2 separate regions of the Homo sapiens genome follow, and region 2 is linked to region 1. Evidence: chromatin loops called from intact Hi-C (ENCODE). Cell type or tissue: ovary. All regions are shown on one strand. Each heading gives the region's core, and the rest is flanking DNA. Links, peaks and the distances in the headings are about the cores only.

Region 1 (11,845 bases), core at 1,526-9,525:
ACAGAGGAACCCAAGGGAGGAATGGCATTCCAGACAGGACATCCCGTGTAACGGCCCTGGAGGAAGAGCATTTGATGTGATCGAGAACTGGCTGCTTGTGGCTGGAGAGTTGGTTGGAACTAGTAATTGTCCATTATCCCACTTTGTTTCCAAGCCAAAGGCTGTGAAATATAGCAACGGTAGTGAGGAACAAATCTTCAATGTAATAAGAAAGTCGAGGAAAATACAGCCTTCATATGAATTACTGATGAATACATGACTTGGGAGGAGGGCCTCAGAAACTCACTTTACTTCCAGATTCAAATCCTTCGTCAGCCTCTTATATACATTTTCAGTTCATCAAGTATTTCCTGAGTGCTACGAATACTCCAGGCACTATGTGCTAGGCTGGGAATACAAAAAAGTAAGACACTGGTCCTCAAACATGTGAATATGATTTATTTATTTATTTATTTATTTTTTGAGACCAAGGTCTCACTCTGTCGCCCAGGCTGGAGTTGAATATAATTCTCTGTGTGTGAGTTCTCTCTTTCTCTCTCTCGAGATAGAGATATTTATACACATACATACACAGACATAAAATGTTTTAGTGTTGTGGTTAGCAACTCCCCAACTTTTACTAGCAGTGTGATTTTGTGTAAGCTACCTTTCCTAGCCTCACTGTCCTCATCTGGACAATAATAGAGCCTTCCTTCCTGAACTGAAGATTAGATGAGTTAATGTAAATAATAGAGCTTAGAAAAGTGCCTGACATGTAGCAAATACTGTGTAAATAGAGTTATTGTTGTCATTATGAACTACTGGTATAGACATTGGACTAATTAAGTGATATAAATAATGAAATTTTTATGCAGTGTGGTGTAGGGGCAAAAACAATAGATTCGAACACCGAGATTCTAGTTTTGGCTCTGTGCTTGCAGCTAGTTACATGGCATCCAGGACAAAAGTTTGGAAAACAAAATAATGGAACTAAATAGTACTAACCAAAGTATAGGGTGCTTTATGATTTACAGAACTCTCTTACAGGCAGTATGTTGTTCAGGCGCCACTAGAACCCACGTAATGGCAGAGGCTTCCTGTTCCATGTTTAAAAACCTTTCCAAGGCTTTTCATTATTTTCTTATCTGTGGTACCCCTAGCTTCCTGTGCTCTAGACACACTGGCCTACCTTCAACTTCCTTGACCAGTGTAGCTTACAGTGTAAGCTTACCCCCCACCCCCACCCTACCTCAGATATTGGCTCAAGCATCACTTCTTCAGGGAAGTCCTAATTCCCATTGCCAGTCTAAATCAGATTCTTTTTATTCTTTTCTTTATAATCTTTATCTCACTTTATAATTACACACTCTATTATGTGATTATTTGATTAATGTCTGTCCTTACCACACTGTAAGCTGTGAGAGCAGGAATACATTTTGTTTACCATTACTTATCCAGCACTTAGAAGAGTGCCTGGCACTATTTGTTGAATGAATTGTTGATAATTTATGATGTCACTGATAACTAAGTTGCTGTACATTGATGGATACCTTTTGTGTGAGCCTCTTTGGCAATTCAGATAGCACTGCCAGCAATAATAAGCCTGTTACGGTATTTGGTTGAATTTAGCAAGTGATTTCTGACAGATATGCCACTTTCTGGAGACATAAATATGGATAAAATGACCCATTTCAATAGTTTTTCCCACTCATTTTTTTATGATTGAATTACAAGTTTAAGTGCATGAAAGTTAATAAGTTCATATGTGAAGAAATAAATAGCCCAAACATAACTTATGTTATTTACTTTAGCTGAAGAAACGAAGCACTAAGCTACCATGATTTTCTTGAAATCAAATATTCTGATTTTTGTCTCACCATCACAGGGGATTGGAGAGAAGGAACAAGCCTCCAGTGGGTTCACAGGGAATTGGGAGTTGAAAGTCTCTGTAGCCATTAATTCGGGATATTTATCTTTCTAAAGATAAATTGATTCATTTAATGAAATTATTGAAAATCACCTTTTAATTGCTTTACCAAGGTTAAAAGCAAATTTTGTTAAGTATACATCAAGTTTCTACTCGAAAGTGTGGTAAATAAAACATTTGTATTAACTTATTTTATATTGTAAAACTTTTAAAATAAGATATTGTTATGGTATTTTAAAAATAATAATAGTTTAACTGTTTATTTTTGGGTTTTTTTTTCTGTCTTGCTCAAAGATTTTTGGTATCACTTGTTCAATTCCTTAAGCTAATTACTCAGGGTAACCAAAGAACTGCTAGTTTAGTAAAACAGCTATATGTTGTCTTACATCGTTAAGTTATTTATTGCTTTCAGTAGTTGTATTCACAGTGACTTTTAAGTTTTGTTTCGTGATCATTCTTTTATAGAAAATCCCTGTGCGTAACAACCTCCTCACTTTATGAGGATGGCTGGAAGTTTTTTTTGTGTGTTTTTTTTTGTTTTTGGGAGTCTCGCTCTGTCACCCAGGCTGGAGTGCAGTGGTGCGATCTCGGCTCACTGCAAGCTCTGCCTCCTGGGTTCACGCCATTCTTCTGCCTCCGCCTCCCCAGTGGCTGGGACTACAGGTGCCCGCCACCACGCCTGGCTAATTTTTGGATTTTTAGTAGAGACGGTGTTTCACCATGTTAGCCAGGATGGTCTCAAACTCCTGACCTCGTGATCCGCCTGCCTCGGCCTCCCAAAGTGCTGGGATTACAGGTGTGAGCCACTGCGCCCAGCAACTGGGAAGTTTTTAGCATCTGTCTCCAAGGAGTAACATGGCAAGGGCAGTGCAGTGACAGAGCTTGGGCTATGAAGGCAGAAAGGCCTGGCTTCAGAACCTGGAGTTGGTAGCCTCTCTGAGGCTTATAATTCCCCATTTGTCAAACAGGGAGGTGGGAGCCAGCATTGAGATTGGGGCCAGGGATAGCGGATACTTGTTGTCTGAATGACTTTGAGAACAAGGGAGGTGAGTCTTTGTGGAGCAGCCCTGTCTTCAGCCGTGGCACTGAGCCACTGGTCTGTGTCTAGCTGCCTGAGTGTCTCCACATATCGAGGGCCCTCCGTTGGGATTTTTATTGTTGAGTTCTCTTACCTATAAGCCATACGCTCCTTTAGTCCCAAACCATCTCCTGTACAAGTATCATCTTAAAAAATACCACACGGGGGGAGTCCGTGAAGGAATCTTAGAATCTCAGAATTGGAAGTGGTCTAGACCCCAAGTCCAGCCTTGATGTAAGGATCCCCTGCTAGATTTTCGTTTACCTCTTTTTACTTTATTGCTAATTATGAGGGCCTTAAATGATGCCTTTTTTCTTCCCTGTGTGATCATCATCTTTAACTTAATGGATACATTTGTGCTCCTGTTACACATTGTAAAAGATATGTTCTTCCTTATTCGTTGGAGGTTTGCTTGCCTTCAACTTAATATGCCAGAGGCTGAGATTCTCTGTCATTCTCTCCCATCCTGCCACTCTTTCCCCATATCCCACTATTGCTACCCGAGGTAGCAGTCCTACTCCCCTTGCTCACTTCAGGTCCTGAGTGCTAGAGAGTAAAGCAGCAGGAGCTCTATACCAAAAGGAAGAACTGCCCAAGAACAACAGCTCAACTAGCACAGCTCAACAATGATGAGGAGTGGGAATGACTAGAGGGATGAAAGCCAGATCAGGGCATTGGCGTAGGCATTTGTTAAAGGTACAATAAATGCAGATGCAGACCCCTGGTACCTGGAAGTCTTAGAATAGAAGGATGGGAGGTGAATTGTTAAGGACAGAAAGGGAATAGGCTAGCTCAGACACTTAACTGTTTTTTCTGTGTTACCCTTGGACTCCAGTTGGCCTGTAATGATGAAAGTCAGCCTCAGAGGCAAGTGTGATTTTTTAGGGGCAATAAAAAGTACCTCCTTCACTGTAATAAGAGGCCTGAAGTCCTTTAATAGGAGGTGAAACTTTCTATTCCATAATTATTAACAGTTACCTCAAAGATTCTAATCCCTGAAATGTTAACATGTAGATGGAGAGGAATTTCATTCCAAGTGCCCAAGTGTAAAAGAATATTTCCCCCCTGTTTGCGTTAGTGAGAGGTGTGAGAAAAGGTCTTGGGGCCTGGAAAATGGGGTGACTGCTGCTGAAAAGTGAAGAGAAATGAGAGGCTGGTAGGGCTAGACTCAAGCCTGAAGGCTTCCTGGTTTTACAGGGAGCTGCTTTATTTACCTTTGTTGTTCATATGTTGATAAAAGCTATGCAGGGGAAAAAGTTTCCTACCTGACTGCCCACCCATGTTCCTTAAAAAGAAAGATTCACGTATGGCCAGGCGTGGTGGCTCACCCCTGTAATCCCAGCACTTTGGGAGGCCAAGGCAGGCGGATCATGAGGTCAGGAGTTCAAGACCAGCCTGGCCAACATAGTGAAACCCCATCTCTACTAACAATACAAAAAATTAGCTGGGCGTGGTGGCAGGCGCCTGTAATCCCAGCTACTCGGGAGGCTGAGGCAGGAGAATCACTTGAACCCGGGAGGTGGAGGCTGCAGTGAACCAAGATCACGCCACTGCACTCCAGCCTGGGCGACAGTGCGAGACTTCATCTCAAAAAAAAAAAAAAAAACAACTGAGGCTGGATGGCTCTTGAGAAGTTACACAATACTAGCGGGCTTCATGCTGCATTTCCCCCAGTGTATTTGTTGTATAGTGAATCTGATTAGGTATTATTTCTAGAACATTTTGGATATGTCATTTGTACCACACTCGTTCTTGTCCCCTGTCCCACCACTATGGTGTCTGTAATGATGCATCTTTTTATTAGGTTGATAAGATGACTAACCCTGGAATTGAAAAATCATTTTTTAATTGATTGCTTTACCAAGACTAAAAGCAGATGTCACAAAGTATATATCAGCTTTTAACTGGAAAGGCTAATAATTAGACTGTGTTGTTGACTTATTTAATATAATACAGATTTTTAAAAATAAAATAAATTTATAATATGTCTTTTCTAAAGAAATAAACAATGTACTTTCTCGAGAATAAAAATTAAAAATAGATAAAAGTAAAACAGTTAATTTTTAAAAATAGTAAAATTTTCAAACGAAGAAAAGAAAGCAGTACATCAAAAGGCATGTGTGAAAATGTTCATAGGAGCACTAATCATAAGGACTCCAAACTAGAAACAATCTAAGTGTTCATCAGCTATAGAATGGAGAAATAAATTGGGCATAGTCGTACATTAGAATACTGTACGACAGTGAAAATGGATTCACTTCTCATGGTTATTACAAAAATAATGTTGGGCAAAAGAAGCCAGACATACCAAAAAGTGTATTATAAACAGTGCAATAATATTATAAAGTAATGCCAGTAGTATAAAAGTCAGGAGAGGGAAGAGAAGTTATTGACTATGGGAAGGGGTGTGAGAGGGACTTTTGGGGGTATTGGTAATGTCTTGTTTTCTGATCTGAGTGGCATTTACATGTGTGTTCTGTGTGTTCAGTTAGTGAAAATTCATCAAACTGTTCATTTACGATTTGTGCCTTTTTTTGTTTTTTGAGATGGAGTCTCCCTCTGCCGCCCAGGCCGGAGTGCAGTGGTACGATCTTGGTTCACTGCAATCTCCGCCTCCCAGGTTCAAAGGATTCTCGTGCCACAGCCTCCCGAGTAGCTGGGACTACAGGCGTGTGCCACCATGCCCAGCTAATTTTTTGTATTTTAGTAGAGACAGGTTTTCACCATGTTGCCCAGGCTGGTCTTGAACTCCTGAGCTCAGGCAGTCCAGCCATCCCGGCCTCCTAAAGTGCTAGGATTACAGGCAGGAGCCACCGAGCCTGGCTGGTTTGTGCCCTTTTGTATCTGCGTGTTGTAGTTAAGTAAAAAGTTTTACTTAGTAAAATTGTTCTCACTATTTTAATTAATGTGATTATTGTGTAGGTTAAGTTTTAAGGGAAGAATGTGTTCAAAGTTCTAAAAGAACTGCCATGGTACTACCTGGGTGGAGCAGCCTCAGAAATTTCTGTTAGCAATACTGAAACATAAGTCACATATTACGACTTAGTGGTTGTGTATATCAGTTATTAAATGATCTAGCTTATTGATGTAAGCAATTTTTGTTCCCTTAGATAATTCTTTCCTGTCACTTTTTTTTTTCATTCTCTCCTTGACTTCCTTTTTTCTGGGAAATTATTTTGAAGGGCACTGTGATCTAGAGGGAATGTTGCGATTTTAGAGTCAAAGAGGCCTCAGTTGGAATCCTAGCTCCATCGCTTAGTAGCTGGATGATTTGAAACGAGTTACAAGTGCTGAGTCTCAGTTTTTTCCATCTTCATTGGTGAGCTAATATTACATACTCAGAAGGTATGCTAAGGATTAAATCATGCCTAGTTTGATTTAAAGCACATTGTGGATGTCAAGAGAATTTATCCTGCTTTCCTTCCATCCATCTACCCTGGCTCTTACTGATAGATATGAAGAAAGTCCACATCACCCTTACACTTGGGCTCTTGGTAGGATAAGAAAAAATCATCCACAGTATGTAGTGACTTTTTTAGGGGAGGTGTCAACACAGAAAATTGTAGAACTGCTCTGATACTATAAATATGTAAGAACTTCATTTATGTGAAAGCCACTTCTCTTCCCTACTAGTCACTCACCCAGCCTTGCTACTTCTACCATATACATATCATTGCTGCACTTTTTTACAGTTGCTTTGAATATGGAAGAAACAACTTTCCTATGGAGGGTCACAATGGAAAGGAAATTACCTGACCCTAAAGCTAAGTAAACTTGGAGTCTAAATAAATAATTGGCTTTCCATTGACAGGAAGTATACCTAAACTTAACCTTAGAGGCATCCCAGTGAGTATCTTTTCTGTTGATGAACATTTGTATTACACTAAACCTGCCACTTGAATTTCATTTTCTACTTTCAAGTCTTGATCTATGATTGCAAGTTTCAAGCTATGTATTTCTTATTTTTTATCCTCTCTCAGGCTATCTAAATCCTTCCATTTTAATTTTCCCATGAATATGAACAGACTTCTAACAATCAGAATAATTAGACTTATACTGAATGCCTTGTACCTATCAAGAGTTCTATGCCCAGTAGTATTTTGCAAGTAGTTATTAGGTATTGGTTTATTTTTAAATATTTGTAAGATTTTGTCCTAATTTAGCCCCATTGTTTTGCCCAGTTGTACAGTTTAACAGGGCGAATTACAAATGCTTTGTGTGGGTGTTTGTTTTTTTATTATTTATTTATTTTTTGAGACAAGAGTTTTACTTTTGTTGCCCAGGCTGGAGTGCAGTGGCTCAATCTCAGCTCACTGCAACCTCTGCCTCCTAGGTTCAAGCCATTCTCCTGCCTCAGCCTCAAACAGCTGGAATTACAGGCATATGCCACCATGCCTGGCTGATTTTGTATTTTTAGTAGAGATAGGGTTTCTCCATGTTGGTCAGGCTGGTCTCGAACTCCTGACCTCAGGTGATCCGCCTGCCTTGGCCTCCCAGAGTGCTGGGATTACAGGCATGAGCCACCGCCCCGGCTGTGTGTGTGTTTACACTACTTCCATGTGTATATAGTTAAATTTCATGTGAGCCTTATGTGAAAATCAGACCTATTCCTAATCATAATACACATTTTACAGTTTGAGTTACTTTCAGATTTCTTTGAGAAAGCAAAAGTGGCACCATCACCTTTCACCAATGATAGCTACCATGTGTTGCATTTCTATGTCCCAAGCACAACGTATACACATTTAAGATCAAATCTTCACTATAACCTCATATGGTCAGTATCTGAGAGATGAGCTTAGTGCCTGAGCCTCAGAACCCAATATAGTTGTTTAGCTAAGGAAATACCAAGACAGTAGATACTTTGCATGTTATATTTATAAGCCATGTAACACATAAATATGGATGATTTGAATCAGTTGATTGTGGAGGGAAAGGCAGCCTCACTCATTCCTATTAATGAAGGCAGCGTCTCCTTGTCCCAGGACTTGTTCATTGTTATCTGAAACTGGAGATTCAGGTGTTTCCAGAGCCCAGCTTTTCACTGCAGTGAAGTCTGTGCCCTACTTCACTAAAGAAACTCTGGTTGCAAGGTTTAGTTAGCTATCACTTTGTGAGCCTGGAAGAGCTAATTCAAAGTCATTGTTCTGTTCTCTGCTTCTTTGTTGTTGGTGGGGTGATATTGATCCACTTGGATTTGAAAGAATTTCTTATAAAACCTGTCACATAAGGCCAACCAAGTATGATTTACTACTATCATTCTATGGTCTGTATTACAATTTTTTATTTTTTTAGAGATAAGGTCTCACGATGTTGCCCAGGCTGGATATGAAATAGTTTTTATATACTGTGCCCTGTTGTCATTTGTGTGCTATCGAGGAAAAACACACTACTTTAAGAATCTGCCTTCATCTCTAGACTTTACTATTGCTACCACTTCCTAACTGGCCTCCCATCTACAGTCTCTGTCTTTTCTATCATTTCCACACTGCAGTCTAAATTTTTTTTTTTAAGATCCAGATTTGAGTGCATCATTTTTCTGCCAAACTCCTGATAATTCTCTGTTGTCTACAGTGTCAGCCTCTCTCCTTCCCTGGTCTCTGTAATAATTCCACACCACATTGCCATTCCTCAAATATGCCACTCTTCCTCATACCTGCCAGTTTTGTATGAGCTGTCCTCTCTGCTTAGAACTCTCTTGTCATCCATCTGTCTTTCCTTGCTACATTTCCATTCTTCCTTCAAGACCTAGTTTAAATAATTCCTCTCCTGTAACGTTTTCATTGGTTCTCACAGGCAGAGAGCAATGTGTCTTCCCCTGGGACACTCATAGCATTTGCTTTGCATAGATACTTCAGTTTCCTTCATAAGTTCATCAAGGACAAGGACTGTTTATTCTCCTCTTTCTCCTCCTTGTTGTTGTTAATTCTCAGCAGTCAGTTCATTGCCTAGTTCATAGCAGTTACTTAATAAGAACTGATGGAGGTGGTTGGACTTGATTAGTAAAATCACCAGAGGAAGATCTTCTGTAGCACTTTTTTTTTTTAACTTAAGGTACTCAGTATTATACTTCTTTTGGCAGCTAATCAGGTTCTTTCCCCTAAACATTATTGTGGGGGTGGGGGGCAATCTTTGAAGGTTAACAAGCTGAATGGGTGAAGTACTAGCCTTTAGGACTCAGGTTTCTGTACCAAGAGCGAGTTTAGTGTTCTGTCCACAGTGGTTGTTAATATAATGCCTTGTGTATAGTAACCACTTAGTGTTAGTTGCTGCTATTAGTGTTATGCTTGGCTCCACCAGCCAAGAAGGTTGTTTTTAAAAGCTTTATTTCTTTTCTATACTTTGTAGTATCAAAACAATAGGATTTTTTTGTTGTTGTTGTTCCAGATTGGTTGGGTGCTGCGGCTAATGCCTGTAATCCCAGCACTTTGGAAGGCTGAGGCAGGCAGATCTCGAGGTCAGGAGATCCAGACCATCCTGGCCAACATGGTGAAACCCCGTCTCTACTAAAAATACAAAAATTAGCTGGGCATGGTGGCGCATGCCTGTAATCCCAGCTACTGGGGAGGCTGAGGCAGGAGAATCGCTTGAACCAGGGAGTCGGAGGTTGCAGTGAGCCGAGATCGTGCCACTGCACTCCAGCCTGGCGACAGAGCAAGACTCCGTCTCAAAAAATATATATATATAAAATTGTGCTAGTGAAGATAGTTTTTCAAACTACATCTAGACACAACCCACTGTTCCTTGGAGCCTCTTATTCTAGTGGGACATCTCCTAATTGATAACCATTTTCTGGTGGTACTTTTTCAAAGATGTATGACCTTCTCACTGTGTGATCTTTCTGTCTCTAGGACCGCCTATGGCTGCGGTAGCAGTGAGAGAAGCTCTCAGGTGAGAGTCTTATACCCTGATGTTACCTTTTTTGTCTGGGTGCATTTTGGTTAAATGTCCACGCTGCCCCACTTCCTTACATTACTTGAAGATTCTGTTTTACTTCTTACATTGTGATATCCTGGAAGAAAAAGCCTTTGTCTTCCTTTTTTATATGAGAATAGGCTATATGGTTTGTGACTTATTTTCAAAAGTAATAGAAAATATTTTTTGAAACTACTTCTCTCCTCCTCTGACTGGATTTAAGTCTTTATTGAAAGCACTTGCTTTAACATAGTTTCTCTTTCAATTTCTCTCTCACTCTTAGTCTCATTTTTTTGTCTCTGCTTGTTTTTCCAGAAGGTGCACATTCCTCCTTGTTCATTTTTAAGCAGCTTCCAAAGCTGCTGTTGATGATGCCTGATGCTGCTTTGAAGGCAGAAAACCAACAGTGAGATCAAGAATTGTAAGAATTCAAGTGTATAAAGAAAGGTTGCTGCTCAATTCAAGTGTATAAAGAGAGGCGTTTAAGATGATCCAGGAAGTTGGTGTGGGAGAACAAGGTGGGGGGCACTTGTCCTATCAGAGAGCAAGACTTACGCTAACACTGCAGTAAAAAGATAGTGGTGGTGACCAAGAGAAAGACACAGAGAACTTAGTGGAATAGAATAGAGAACCTACAGTTATATCCACATATATAGGAAAAACAGATATGGCAGAGATGGCATTTCAGATCAGTGGGGAAAAGGATAGATTTTCCCCATATAGATAATCCATTTTCCAGAACTATTTCTTGAATAGAAAATGGTAAATGGATTATCTACATGGGAAAAAAATTAGTTGGATCCTTACTTCTCATCAGATTCAAGAATCAATTTGCAGATGGATTGAGGAGTTACATATGAGGGGAAAACTGGAACATTTCTAAGAAAATATTTACAGTTACATTCCTGGGATAGGACAGGATTTTCATAAATGAAAGTACAAACTGTAAAAGAAAATAGGGATAAATTTAGCCTTATTAAATTTAAGGACTTCTGTTCATCAAAAGACACCTTAAAGAAAGTAAACAGATGAACCACAGAGTGGGTGAAGATATTTATAACTTATCAACAAAAAATTAATGTCCAGAATACTTAGCTTTTCTAAACTTAAACAGATTTACTGCTGCTTCTCTGTGACTTCATATCTGTAGTCACCTGTTGTTAGATTTATCTTGGGATCCCCAGCCCTACCTGAAGTTGATTGATCCTGCAAATTTAAAGTGAATTATTACAGAAATAATTCTGTACTAGGCCTCTATTAAATCAGATTGTCATCTATAAAATCCACTTTTACTCATAATTTGATGTATCAAGCCACCTCTTTTAGGGAACCCAATAGAAAGATACACCTTTCTAGTACTCTGTTTCTATACTATTCAATAATATTTTCCTAACAATATTCCTGTAATAATTCAAATTCACATATTTCTTACATTGAACTATAGTTAATAACAGAGGAGAAATTCTGTTGACATCTAAAAGTGATAAAAATTATTAGTTGCAGCCACATGTTTAGATTTATTTTTTAATGTACAGTACCTATTGGCTATCCATTTCTTTAAAAATTCTTATTTTCTGTTTTGAGGAAGAATCAGACTCTAGACTTTTACATGCAATACTTGTATTTTTAACAAGTCAGTTGACTTTTCTGGTAGACTTAAAGACGCCTTTTCCTTCCATCTCCATTAGTTGTAACCAAACTATAGCAAGAAAAAAAGACCAAAAGGTATCTTTGTGTTTTTTTCTTGTAGAAACAAGTAAAAGTTAAGTTTTTACCATCTATTAAAACAATAAACTTATCTCCTCAGTTTCAGACCTAATCATATTTTGTGAAAATGAGTAACTGATACTGGTGGTCTCATGTCATTGTAGAAGTTGGTGCAGTATCTGCTGTCACAGAATTTTGACTCCTTGAAGACAGGAGCCAGGTCTTTCATATTTGTCAGT
Region 2 (11,845 bases), core at 1,772-9,771, 96 kb after region 1:
CCTTCCGTCGTTTTGATCCTTGAGAGTGACCATGAGGGCCATGTTGCAGTTCCCTGGGAATACAAGCATAACAGCTTTCAGATCCCAGTTCTTGGTGTTGGTGAAAAGGTCTCCACCAGCCCCTCCTCTCATTCCCAGGTCATTCAGTGGCAGCCAGTAGGCTGCTTAGACTCAGGCTGGATAAGGAAGTGTTGGGCTGTGGTGAAACAACCTTGCAGAAAACGTGATTTTGCTTGGAAAGGTGCTGATTCTAACCTGGTCCTGCTCTTTAAGTCCCCTTGCTGGTGATGGCTGATTCCAGGGACTGTTTTGGGCTTTGAACACCTCTTGGTTGGTTTCTGAGATCCTCTTGGCCTTACTTTGAAGTGGCCTTTTCTTTAAGGATCATGTCCACGTAACCTGTATTCTTGCTGCTTTAACTCATTTCAAGCCTCTGACTGCAGGTCCATTTCATCTCCTGTCAGGTTGGTTAAGTAAAGTCAGCCCAAAGTCAAGAATTACTTAAAGAGATGCAAACCAAATATTTGGGCTCCAACTTTCACAGGGCTTATAGCCCTTATTAGCAGTTTGTGAAACTTTGGGTTTCATGAAGTGAGACCTGTCCTCTGGCTACTGAACTCCATGGAGCCACGTTCATGCTCCCTCTTCTACTGGCCTGGCTGCTCCTCCCTCAATGAGGAGAGGCAGCTGGCTCAGAGAGGTGGGACAGACACATGCTGTCATCAGTTAAGTGAGCTCTTTTCCAGAAGTATCTCAGATAATGTTGGGTTAAGACAGATAGATGTTGAAAATGGTGGAGATCATTACACATTAGCATAAAACAGGACAGGAAGAGATTTTTTGAAAGACCAAATTAGTTGAGCAAGTAATACTTTTCAAGTTACTCCTGGAAGGTGTTTTTAAGGAAGTGTGTTACCTACCATACTCTCCTAATTTGACATTTCTGTGTCCTGAGGAGTTACATTTATTGTCTAACCCTTGCCATAAGGCTGTGGTTTGAGGTTCTTTTGCTGTTCTGGGCTTTATATTTAATTTCAGGTGTAGTCACTTCTAAGATGTGTAATTGCCCTCAAGAGGGACTGATTTTTAGCTTGTCATTGTCAGTATTGAATGTGGACTCTTCTGAGGCAGTTAGGACACCAGCCATGGTGTTAACAGTGGATGCGTTAGGCTCCTTAATCTCAAGGCAATATCCACGCTACACACATACTTATTAGCTGTCTTACTTGTTTGGGGGATAGTTACGGCAAGGAGCAAAAAATTCTAAGGACTCTAGCTGTTTCTAGTGCTTTTACTTTCATAGTCCTTTGAGGACATTTCCTGCAGAGCACTCTTGCTCACAGCCCGCCCTCTGCAGGGCTTCCAGCCCCTGGCCGCAATCAGCAGTTCATGCCACATGTGTACATCCATGTTCTGGGACCTGATCTCATTGGAGTCCAGAAGCTTGTTGCCCACTTTCCAGTGTAAATGACTTTATGTGCAATGGGGTCATAGGTAACATTTTAACTCTTTTCTTAGTCCAGGTCATAGGAAGTCTCATCATCTGACAGCCACTTTTCTCCCAGGGAAGGCGGTGCCCACTGGGCCCTGGGAATGCCTGAGCCAGCAGAGCAGATGCCCCACGTGCTTCCTTTATCCAGCTTCCATTCTCTCAGTTATGAGGCTCTTTGAAAATGTCTTAACTTTGATGTAAATTTTTAAAGCCAACCCCTCATCAAGACAGGGTTGGTTTGGGTCTTTTGTACACAGGGTCTGGACCTTCTCATTGTGTGCCTCCCACCAGCGTGCACTTCGTATGTCCAGCCCTGGGTCCCTTCAGCAGCATTGTGCGTGTACAGGTTTCTAGGCTGTAAGACTGAATGAATGTACATGTGTTTATATCCTCTCCATATGTACAGTGTATATAGTGTGTGTATGTGTACATAGATGTATATTATGTATACAGACATGTATCCAAACTTTCCTTTAAAGAGAGTTTTTCATAAAGTTGCTAATGTAAACTGATATGGGTGTTCCAAGGTCCCTCGGCAGGGAAGATTTGCTGGTGATTTTCTTCACTCCATTTTCCTTTGGGTGAGCCTGCCTGGGAAGGGCCATGAAGTCAGAATCTCCACTCTGCAAAAGGAAGAATTCCAGGCAGAAGAGGTTCTGACAGGGTGACATTTCCGTATATTCTCTAGGTTCGGACAAGAGCCAGGAAGCTGGAAGACAGTTTATCTTAATATCCAAAACTAAGTGGGAATTTTTAACCTTTTCATGCACCTATTCATGGCCCTACCTGGAAGGAACTTGGCAGTTGGGTTGAGCCATCAGCCTTCCCAGCTATTCAGCTCTGTTGAGTAGCCCAGAGACAGGCGTCACGGTCAGAGATTCAGAACGGTCTGTGTCAGTGAGGCCTGACTCCCAAAGATGGTAGCAATTTCCCAGGCTTGCGCTGTGCTCAGTCAGCAAGATGTGGGGCACTGTCCTATGACTGAATAAATAGTAATTCCCATCTTTCTATCGCCAGTTAAAAATAAACAACCTACCAAGTATTATTCTTTAAAACTAAGCATGGATGTTGATGGCTAACTTCTGCGGCATATAAGCTACAGATCTCAAGTTACTTCTCTAACTGTAAGCATGTAAATGACTTTAACTCCTTTCTATAAGTTATGATTTTAAATTTTCAGATAAGAATTGCATTTTAATATGGATATGTGTGCCCTTAAAAGCTACAGATACCAAATTTTCCTCGTCCAGGTCTACTCGGACGAATTTTCCCCCTTAATCTGGCCTTAAACTGAGACTCGGCCCTTGAGAGCCAGGGCCTGGCCCAGCAGTAGTTGCTCATAGACCTGGGAAGCAGGGGCCTGCTGGAAGGAATCACTAGATTGCTGCAAAAACTCACATAATCCACAGTTTCCTCTTTTTCTTTTTAAAATAAGTTATCAAAATGTTTTAAAAACACTTTATGAGACCATAGTACTCAGTGCCTTTTGTGAGACAGTGGGTCATTTAGCCTTCAGCTTCCCTGTTTTTGATGTAGAGAAAGCTTCTATTTCACTGGCCTCATCCCACAAGATTGTGCGACCTTTCCCCGTCATAGCCTGTCGTGACAATCACGCTATTGAAAGTGGCTTTCTAGTTAAAATGCAATTGGAAACTTGACAGTCTCTAAATGAATTAAAAGTTTCCTTTGGGGCTATTTAGCTTAACAGCAGTCTACAAATAATTAAAGTGTGAGCTTAAGAAAAGTATCTTTGCGGGGAGAAAAATGTCAGATATTTTTAATGCCCAGCTATAAATAATTTTGGTGTCTTGATATTTATACATGCAAAATAGAAAAAAAATGTTCAACATTTATTGATTGATAGACTGTTAAAATTTAATGTTTGGAATAACATTTGGAAGTAGTAGACTTTGCATTAAAAAATGGCTTTTCTTTAGGAAAGTATAATCAATTATTTTAATGACCATAGCATTCATGGACTCAAATGCTGCTGCCACACACAACTCAAGTGCTGGAATATTTTTCTACAGTCTCTCTGTTCTACGGATTATCTTGTAAACCAGTGTTCAACTAGTTTTATAACTGAAAAGCTGCACATTTTTCACAGTACAAGCCGTAGTTTTTACCTGTAGTTTGGACTTCTCTGTTAGAATGTAACTGCATTACCAGCCCTTTTAAAGGCATCTATCTATCAAAGGAAAATTTGGGTGTTAGATTTTCTTGGGACCGTTTCTGTAACCTTTGCCCTTCACAATATAGAAAATATTGGTTTTGCCATTACATTTTAATGCCAGGTTTAAAACCTGTTGAAAGCTGCAGCTTTATACAGCTTTCTTCTCCCTGTGAAATCACTTTGTTTATGTGATGGCATTTAAAAAATAGCATGTTCTTTTTAAACTGAATTTTATATCTAATCAATGTCTTCAGTCTTGAAGAAGAATTTGCATTGTTGTGTTTGTATATAGAGTATTGCAGTGCATGAATTAGCTTTATGCATTTTATTAAATGCTGTTTCAATGTGGCATTATTGTTGTGGCTTAATACTACTACCTAAATGAGGTTTATACTATTAAAAGTGAATTAAAGACTAACATGCATCCTGCTCTTCATTTTTCTTCATGATAGTAGTAATGCCTGGCCCCCAAACAATGCAGCGCTCTCTTGTGTTATGGACATGAAGCATCCTGGTGGTCCTGTCTCTACAGCTCTCTGGCTCCTACCTTAGCCTTAGCGGCCAAGAGGGATTGGGCCCTCTGTGGTCCACTGGACTTATTAATACCTTTAGTGGGAAACCCTGGCAGGACAGTCTTTACATCCACCCAGCAAGGCAGCTCCTTGGTGTGGAGGTAGGGAAGCCACACACATGTTTCTGGAGCAGAGCACAGTTAGGCTGCTGGAACATTCAGATGCCATTACAGACAGGCCTTAAATTGGCAAGCTTATTCTCTAAGGATACGTGCTATCAAGGGCAAAAACAAGCTCCAAAAGTTTCAGAAGTTAGAACATATTCATTATGTCATCTGACCTCTCATGTTCCAGGTGAAAATTCTGAGGTCCAAAGTCTGATGCATGACAGAACTCACTGGCAGGCAGATAGGGCCTCACTCCGTCACCCAGGCTGGAATGCAGTGGTACAGTCATGGCTCACTCCAGCCTCAACCTCCTGGGCTCAAGTGATCCTCCTGCCTCAGCCTCCTGAGTAACTGGGACCACAGCAGATGATACAGGTTTAGATGGTGCTGCCAGGTAGTGCCTCAAAGAGAAGAAAAGTGGTCACTTCAGAATAAGGCTGTGAACACTGCTTGTGCAAGTAAAATTAAGAACATGTTATCAATTATAAAATCCTCACATTTTCTCTAATTAATTTTCTCCCATTTCTGTATATTTTAAACCCATCTTTCATCACTACTAAACAAAATAGGGAAAGACAAAGGTTTAAAGAGAAACTATCCAGGATCAAGTAGCCTACAGGGAACAAAAAAAGAAAATAATGTTTATTTCCACAAATTATCTGCTGCCTGTGAAGCTGGCCACACAGGCAGTAACTGCACCACAGGACTGCTGCTGTCTCCACACGTCCTTTCAGGGTCTGGGCTGTCCACCTCACTGCCCATTGCTCCTGTGTCAAGCCTGAACTCAAACCCTAGTTATCTGTCCCATTAGGGACCAGACATTTATTCTGTCTAGAGAATGGTCACCACTCCTTTTGGTTCAGGACATTCCTGCTGGTTAGCAGCCTCTTTGGGCCCTAGAGGGAAGGAATACTCTCATAAGGCTTTGTGTGTCACTAGCTATGGAGACCTACACTGCAGATGAAAGCCAAAAGGAACTAGGTGCTTTCTGAAGAGCCCTTGCAGCCAAGTAGAACGCCCAGGCAGGTGGTATCAAGGTCAAGACTTCAGTCAGTTGGGTGGGGAACTGAAACCAGCAGACATGGGAGGGCTCTCTGTGGAGGAGAGCTTTTTCCACCCAGCCAAAATGCTGATAGCAGAGAGACAAGATGCTAGATTTCAATTAAACACTCCCTTTGTAAGTCTGTCACTCAAGGAACACCTGTCCATTATACATCAGTCTCTGCCCACCTTCCCCTCCCACCCCCGACAAGCCATCACCCCAAACCCAGATCTGGTACAGAATCAAACTTGAGCATCAAATGTAAAAGATCCAAATCTGCTCAATTTAATGTGATAATCTCCAACAGTTAATGAAACACATCGTAGTATGACATCATTTCACCAGCCAGCTACTTCATGTGGCAGAAAAGGTAACCTTTTCCCCATTTTACAGACAAAACCAGTTACAGACCTGGAAAGCTTTTAGGACTTGACCAAGGCCCCAGCAGGTAGAGGAATGAAAACTTCAGTCCTGCTCTGTCAAGCACCACTGTCCTTTTTTAATTCTTTTAACCACTGCCTTCCTGTCTCAGATAAAGTCAGGTCTCCTTGGCTGAGTTTCTAGGGGTCCGTGGTCCAACTGGTCCTTCACTTTATAATTAAACTTATTTAAAAAATTTTTTTTCTTGAGACAGTCTTGCTCTGTGGCCCAGGCTGGAGTGCAGTAGCGCACGATCATGATTCACTGCAGCCTTGATCTCGCAGGCTCGAGATCCTCCCACCTCAGCTTCCCAAATAGCTGGGACTACAGACGCGAAACACCACACCCATCTAATTTTTGTACTTTTTGTAGAGACAAGGTCTTGCCATGTTGCCCAGGCTGGTCTCGAACTCCTGGGCTCAACTATCCGCCCACATCAGCCTCCCAAAGTGCTGGGATTACAGGCATGAGCCACCACACCCAGCCTAGCTAAACCTATTCTTAAGGTGACCCTAGAAGGCTCTGCTGTCTTCTGGAGGCTGAAACCTCCACTTTAGCATAACTAAAGTGACAGTAACATCAGTGTCCTATGAGGAAAGAACAAGGAAGGTGCTCAGTAATGCAGCACTCCCTCCTCCAGAGCTTGGTAAGCAGGGCCTGAGGGAGCCAGCAGAGCCAGCTATAGACACCATCCCCCCAGCAGGGCCCCAATGTCTCCACTAGGTGGTGTCTCCTCATTTCCTCCATGGCCTACAAACCTCCCTGCTAATGCACACAGTGGCTGGGCCATGGGTTGGCAGTGGCTGACTGGTCAGCAGGTACGTGCCTGAGTGAGGCTGGCCTGTCAGCCACTGGGGCTCCTCCATCTCTGGCCCATGGCTAGGCCCCCCAGCAGGCAAGGGTAATCAACTGTACTTAAAAAAGTGAGCACTGCACGAAGGGTTGCCTTTGGATTTCTGAAAAATACCCCCAAGGAACTGAACGGAGGGGTGTACACACTGCCAACCACAGACAGTGCTAGCCAGACTCAACCACAGCAGCCCTTATGTTCTCCAGAGTAGAGCCCAGAGGAAGATTCAAAGCCAGCGGAGACCAGTAAAGGGTCGCAGGACCAAAACAGGTGTCAACAGGCTGTGGCCTTAACCTCTCAGGCCCAAAGCCTTTCTGCTACACAGGCCTTCCTCTTCACTAGGACCAGATACACGCCAAGCTGCTATTAGGAAGCGTTTTATTGACCAGCAGAGCAGGGATATTCATTTAGCAGCTCAGCTTCAGACCCTCCTCTCCCACATCCTTTTACACAGGTGTGTAAAGTCCTTTTAATGCAAAAGGATTTCCAGAGTCTCCAGGGACAGAACCAGGGGCTTCCCTGGGCCAAAGTAATCCCATTCCAATCTCCCCACTGGTCAGACACCATCACCCCAGCCCACAGTGACCGTGGGCCTTAGTCCTGGGCATCGGCTTTCAGAGCGGCTTTGTACTTCCCCCTCATCTCCTTGGGTAATGGCACCAGGCTGGGGCAGGGCACCTGCCCTTCCACTTCACAGATGCACTCCCGCAGGCAGTACTTTCGAGGGCCGAAGTTGGCTGGGTGAGAAAGCTGCTTTTTCTCCTCCTCCTCTTCCCTGAGGGTTTCCCTGCCAAAGAGCACAGACGGCAACCAAGCATTGGCAACTTTGAGTGGCAGGCACAGGGCAGTTTCTCAGCCGAGACAACCCCACCATCCACCAGGGACACCTGGATCTCCTGCCTTCTAACCTGATCCTCACTGTCAAAGCCTATCGCTGTCTCCCTGCTGGCCCCTGAGGAGAGCGCTGAAAGAAGGCCTGCTGTTGTCCCCTCACACCACAGCAGCAAGCCTACACAGTGCGGTCAGCCTATCTGCTGCCACAGGTGGAGCCCACAGCTCTCACATGCAATCACAAGATAAAGGAGCCTGAAAAGGCCTCTGTGTGGTTTCTCAAAGACAGACTTTTTCAGCTTCCGTCCCTTTCTGTCTCCTCTCATTCATGGAAAGAAAGACCTGTCACCAGGAGCCCTAGGGCTAGATGTCTGCTAGCTCCAAGCTGAGATTCCCAGGAGAGATGGGTTAGCAGCTGCACAGGGCCACAAGTCAGCTGCATTTCAGCTTCCCGTCCCCCGCAAGAGGGAGAGAGGTACTTCTCACACTGTACAGCCAAGGGAGATAAAGCTTACAGAGGTTTAATGATTTGGTAAAGAGCAACATCAGAAAGAACTGATTCTACAGCCCCAGCTCTTATTAGTGTCTGGCGTTCACTGTCAGAGAATCTTACCTCTCAACACCCTTCCCACACACCCCTTTCTTCCTCAAATTCTCTGGGCTGAGAAGTTTGTTCCTTCCAGGTCAAACCAAACAACTCACTCATTCTTCCCCAAGATTTTTCTGATGTGCTCCATGATCTCCTTATTGCTCTTGGTCTCCACATCCACCAGGACCTGCTCCCCAGAATCTGGAAACGGAAAGCACGGGGCAGAAGAGAAACAGAACTCACAGCGCACTCAGCCTCAAAAAGTTGTAATTTGGGACTTGCTTTTAGTGGCAGAAACATTTTAATAATAAAATAGATATACTTGTTTACATAATCTGTAATACTACCCTTCCTTTTTCCATTTTTCTTTAGACCTGAGCAAGCATAAACTTTAGATATGTAAAAAAACATGCCATTTTAATAGAAAGACATTCCATGTTCATGGATAGAAAGACCCAATATTCTTAAGACGGCAATTCTCCCCAGACTGATCTACAGATTAAATCAATCCCTATCAAAATCCCAAGCGGTGTTTCTGTAGAAACTTAGAAATTAAGCCTAAAATTCATATGGAAATGCAAAGGACCCAAAAGAGCCAAAACAATTCTAAAAAACGAGAAAATGGGAGAACGTTTACTTTCCAATTTCAAATTTACAATAAATTGAAATTACTATAATCAAGACAGTGTGGTACTAGTATAAGAATATGGCCGGGCGCGGTGGCTCAAACCTGTAATTCCAGCACTTTGGGAGGCTGAGGCAGGTGGATCATGAGGTCAGGAGTTCAAGACCAGCCTGGCCAACATAGTGAAACCCCATCTCTACTAAAAATACAAAAAATTAGCTGGGAGGCAGAACTGCTTGAACCCAGGAGGCAGAGGTTGCAGTGAGTGGAGATAGCACCACTGCACTCCAGTCTGGGCAACAGTGTGAGACTTTGTCTCGAAAAAAAAAAAGAATAGACACACACTGTAATGGAACAAAACTGAGTCCAGAAATAAACCCTTATTTGTAAGGTCAATTGCTTTTCAGCAAAGATACCAAGATAATTCAATGAAGAAAGATAATCGTTTCAACAAATGGCGCTGGGATAACTGGCTATCTATATGCTAAATAGGTGAATTTAGACTTTTACCCACAACATTAAAATTTTAAAAATTAAAACTCCAGGAGGCTGAGGCAGGAGAACAGCTTGAACCCTGGAGGCAGAGGTTGCAGTGAGCTGAGATCGTGCTACTGCACTCTAGCCTGGGCAACAGAGCGAGACTCAACCTCAAAAAAAAAATTAAAACTCAAAATGGATTTGAGACCTAAATGTAAGCACTCAAACTTAAAACTTCTAGAGGAGAACACAGGAGAAAATTGTCATGACCTTACCTAGGCAAGTATATTTTGGAGATGACATTAAAAAACATAATCCATAAAAGAAAAAAAACTCTATAAATTGAAAAATCAAAATTAAAAACTTTTACAGTTCAGGAGTCACCATAACCCACAGTCTGGGAGAAAATATTTATAATGCATATATCTGATAAAGGACTTATATCCAGAATATATAAAAAACTCACAACTCAATAAGACAATCCAACTAATAAAATGGGCAAAATATCTGAATATATTAGTTCATTCTCTCACATTGCTATAAAGAAATACCTGAGACTGAGTAATTTATAGAGAAAAGAGGCTTAATTGGCTCATAGTTCTGCAGGATGTACAGGAAGCACAGCAGCTTCTGCTTCTGGGGAGGCCTCAGGAAGCTTCCAATCATGGCAGAAGGCAAAGGGGGAGCAAGGAGTCTCACATGGTGGAAGCAGGAGCAAGAAAGAGAAGGGGGAGGTGCCACACACTTTTAAACAGCCAGATCGCAAGAGAACTCACTACCACAGACCACAGTACCAAAGCGGATGGTGCTAAACCATTCATGAGAAACCGCCCCCACGGTGACTAGGACTCGTACTCCCATGGAGCAGGCCCATCACACCCTACCTCAATATTGGGAATTATAACTGAACATGAGATTTGGGTGGGGACACAGACCCAAACCACATCAATGAATAAACATTTAACTAAATTTTTGTAAAGAGCTAATAATAAGCATACGAAATGATGAGATCTCAATGAGTCACTAGGAAAATGCAACTTAAACCACAACAAGATATGCAAATGGCTAAAATTTTAAAAGCACAGACAATACCAAGTGCTAGTGAGGATGCGGAGTAACAGGAACTCTCATAGGTCGCTAGTAGAAATGCAAAATATTACTGCCACATTAGCCAGTGAGTTAAGACAAAACACAAAAGATTGGAAAAGAAGTATAACTGTCTTTATTTGCAGATGACATTATTACAGTGCGTGTAGAAAATCCTAAGGAATCTAGAAAATAAAAACTACTGGAAATAAGTGAATTTAGGATAGAAAGCACCTGCACTCAACCTCGGCAACAGTGAGACTCCGTCTTTTAAAAAAAAATTTTTTAAATGATAAACTGAATTAATCAAAATTGAAATTTCTGCTCTTCAAAAGACACCACTAAGAAAATGAAAAGCAGGCCACAGAGAAAACAGTCACAAGACATTATCTCCAACAAAGGAAATGCACCCAGAACACATAAAGAACTCGACAAGAAAGCAGCCCGTTTTTTTTTTTTTTTAATGGAAAAGCTTCAGGCCGGACGCAGTGGCTCATGCCTGTAATCCCAGCACTTTGGGAGGCCGAGGCGGGCGGATCACGAGGTCAGGAGATCGAGACCATCCTGGCTAACACCGTGAAACCCCGTCTCTACTAAAAATACAAAAAATTAGCCAGGCGTGGTGTGGCGGGTGCCTGTAGTCCCAGCTACTCGGGAGGCTGAGGCAGGAGAATGGCGTGAACCCAGGAGGTGGAGCTTGCAGTGAGCCGAGATCACGCCACTGCACTCCAGCCTGGGCGACAGAGCGAGACTCTGTCTCAAAAAAAAAAAAGATTCAAACAGACTGTTTACAAAATAAATATCTGAGTGGCCAATAAGCACAGGAAAAGATACTTGGGGGAAATGCATATTACAACTCCAATGAGATATACACCCAATGGGATGGCCAAAATTTAAAAGACAATTTGGTGGGCAGAATAATGGTCCCCAGAGATGTCCACATCCTAACCCCCAGAACCTTACACAGCAAAAGGGACTCTGCAGATGTGATTCGAGTTAAGGGCCTTGAGTTGGGGAGAGGATCCTGGATCATCCAGTGGGCCCAGGTTAACCCCATGGGTCCTTACAACTGCAGCACCTGACCAGGCTGTGGTCAGAGGGAGGTGGAAGGATGGAGGGACAGCCGCATATGCAAGGTTGCTGGCTTTGAAGATGGTAGAATAAGGCCACAAGCCAAAAAATGTGGACAGGCCCTAGAGTCTAGGAAATGCAAGGACATGGGTTCACCTCAAGCCTCCAGAAAGGAGGGCTCTGCTGACACTGGTTCCAGCCCATGCTGGACTTCTAACCCACAGATCTGCAAGACAATACATTTGTGTGAAGCCACCAAGTTTGTGGTCAATTGTTACAGCAGCCCTGGGACATTAATACAACAATATCAGCATGAGCGAGGACGCGCAGCTGCTGGAACTCCACCCTGTGACTGGAGTGCAACACGGCACAATCGCTTTGGAAAGGCGGTGCCTGAGAACCTTAAATACATAACTGCTCTGTGACCTGGCAGTTGCACTCAGGTATACCCCCAGGAGGCCTGAATGCCTCTGTCCACAGATAGAGACCTGCGCAGCCTACACACACGTT

The links. A loop is a pair of places that touch in the nucleus more often than their neighbours do. Peaks named below come from ENCODE experiments on the same cell type or tissue, not always from the same donor. Only the 100,000 strongest peaks of a DNase experiment are listed, where the experiment ranks them.
Region 2: it touches region 1 in a loop (2.2-fold over the local background); 43 of 110 quality-filtered maps call a loop at or near these places.

The regions. Positions count from the first base shown.
Region 1 is chr3:14,949,322-14,961,166 of GRCh38, forward strand. All of the region lies in intron 1 of NR2C2 (nuclear receptor subfamily 2 group C member 2), which reads left to right. Among named protein-coding and RNA genes, the nearest start is that of FGD5-AS1, 6.8 kb to the left of the region's middle. RefSeq lists enhancers at 1-166, 10,070-10,209. In ovary, for the core only: no CTCF peak of the experiment used is centred there; no DNase peak of the experiment used is centred there; H3K27ac peaks cover 119 bases.
Region 2 is chr3:15,045,191-15,057,035 of GRCh38, forward strand. It overlaps NR2C2 (nuclear receptor subfamily 2 group C member 2), which reads left to right. Exons shown (of 14, transcript NM_001291694.2): 14 at 1-4,083. It overlaps MRPS25 (mitochondrial ribosomal protein S25), which reads right to left. Exons shown (of 4, transcript NM_022497.5): 3 at 8,190-8,277; 4 at 3,322-7,443. The coding sequence ends at 7,251. Among named protein-coding and RNA genes, the nearest start is that of MRPS25, 14 kb to the right of the region's middle. RefSeq lists an enhancer at 5,243-5,322. In ovary, for the core only: no CTCF peak of the experiment used is centred there; a DNase peak (open chromatin) is centred at 6,532.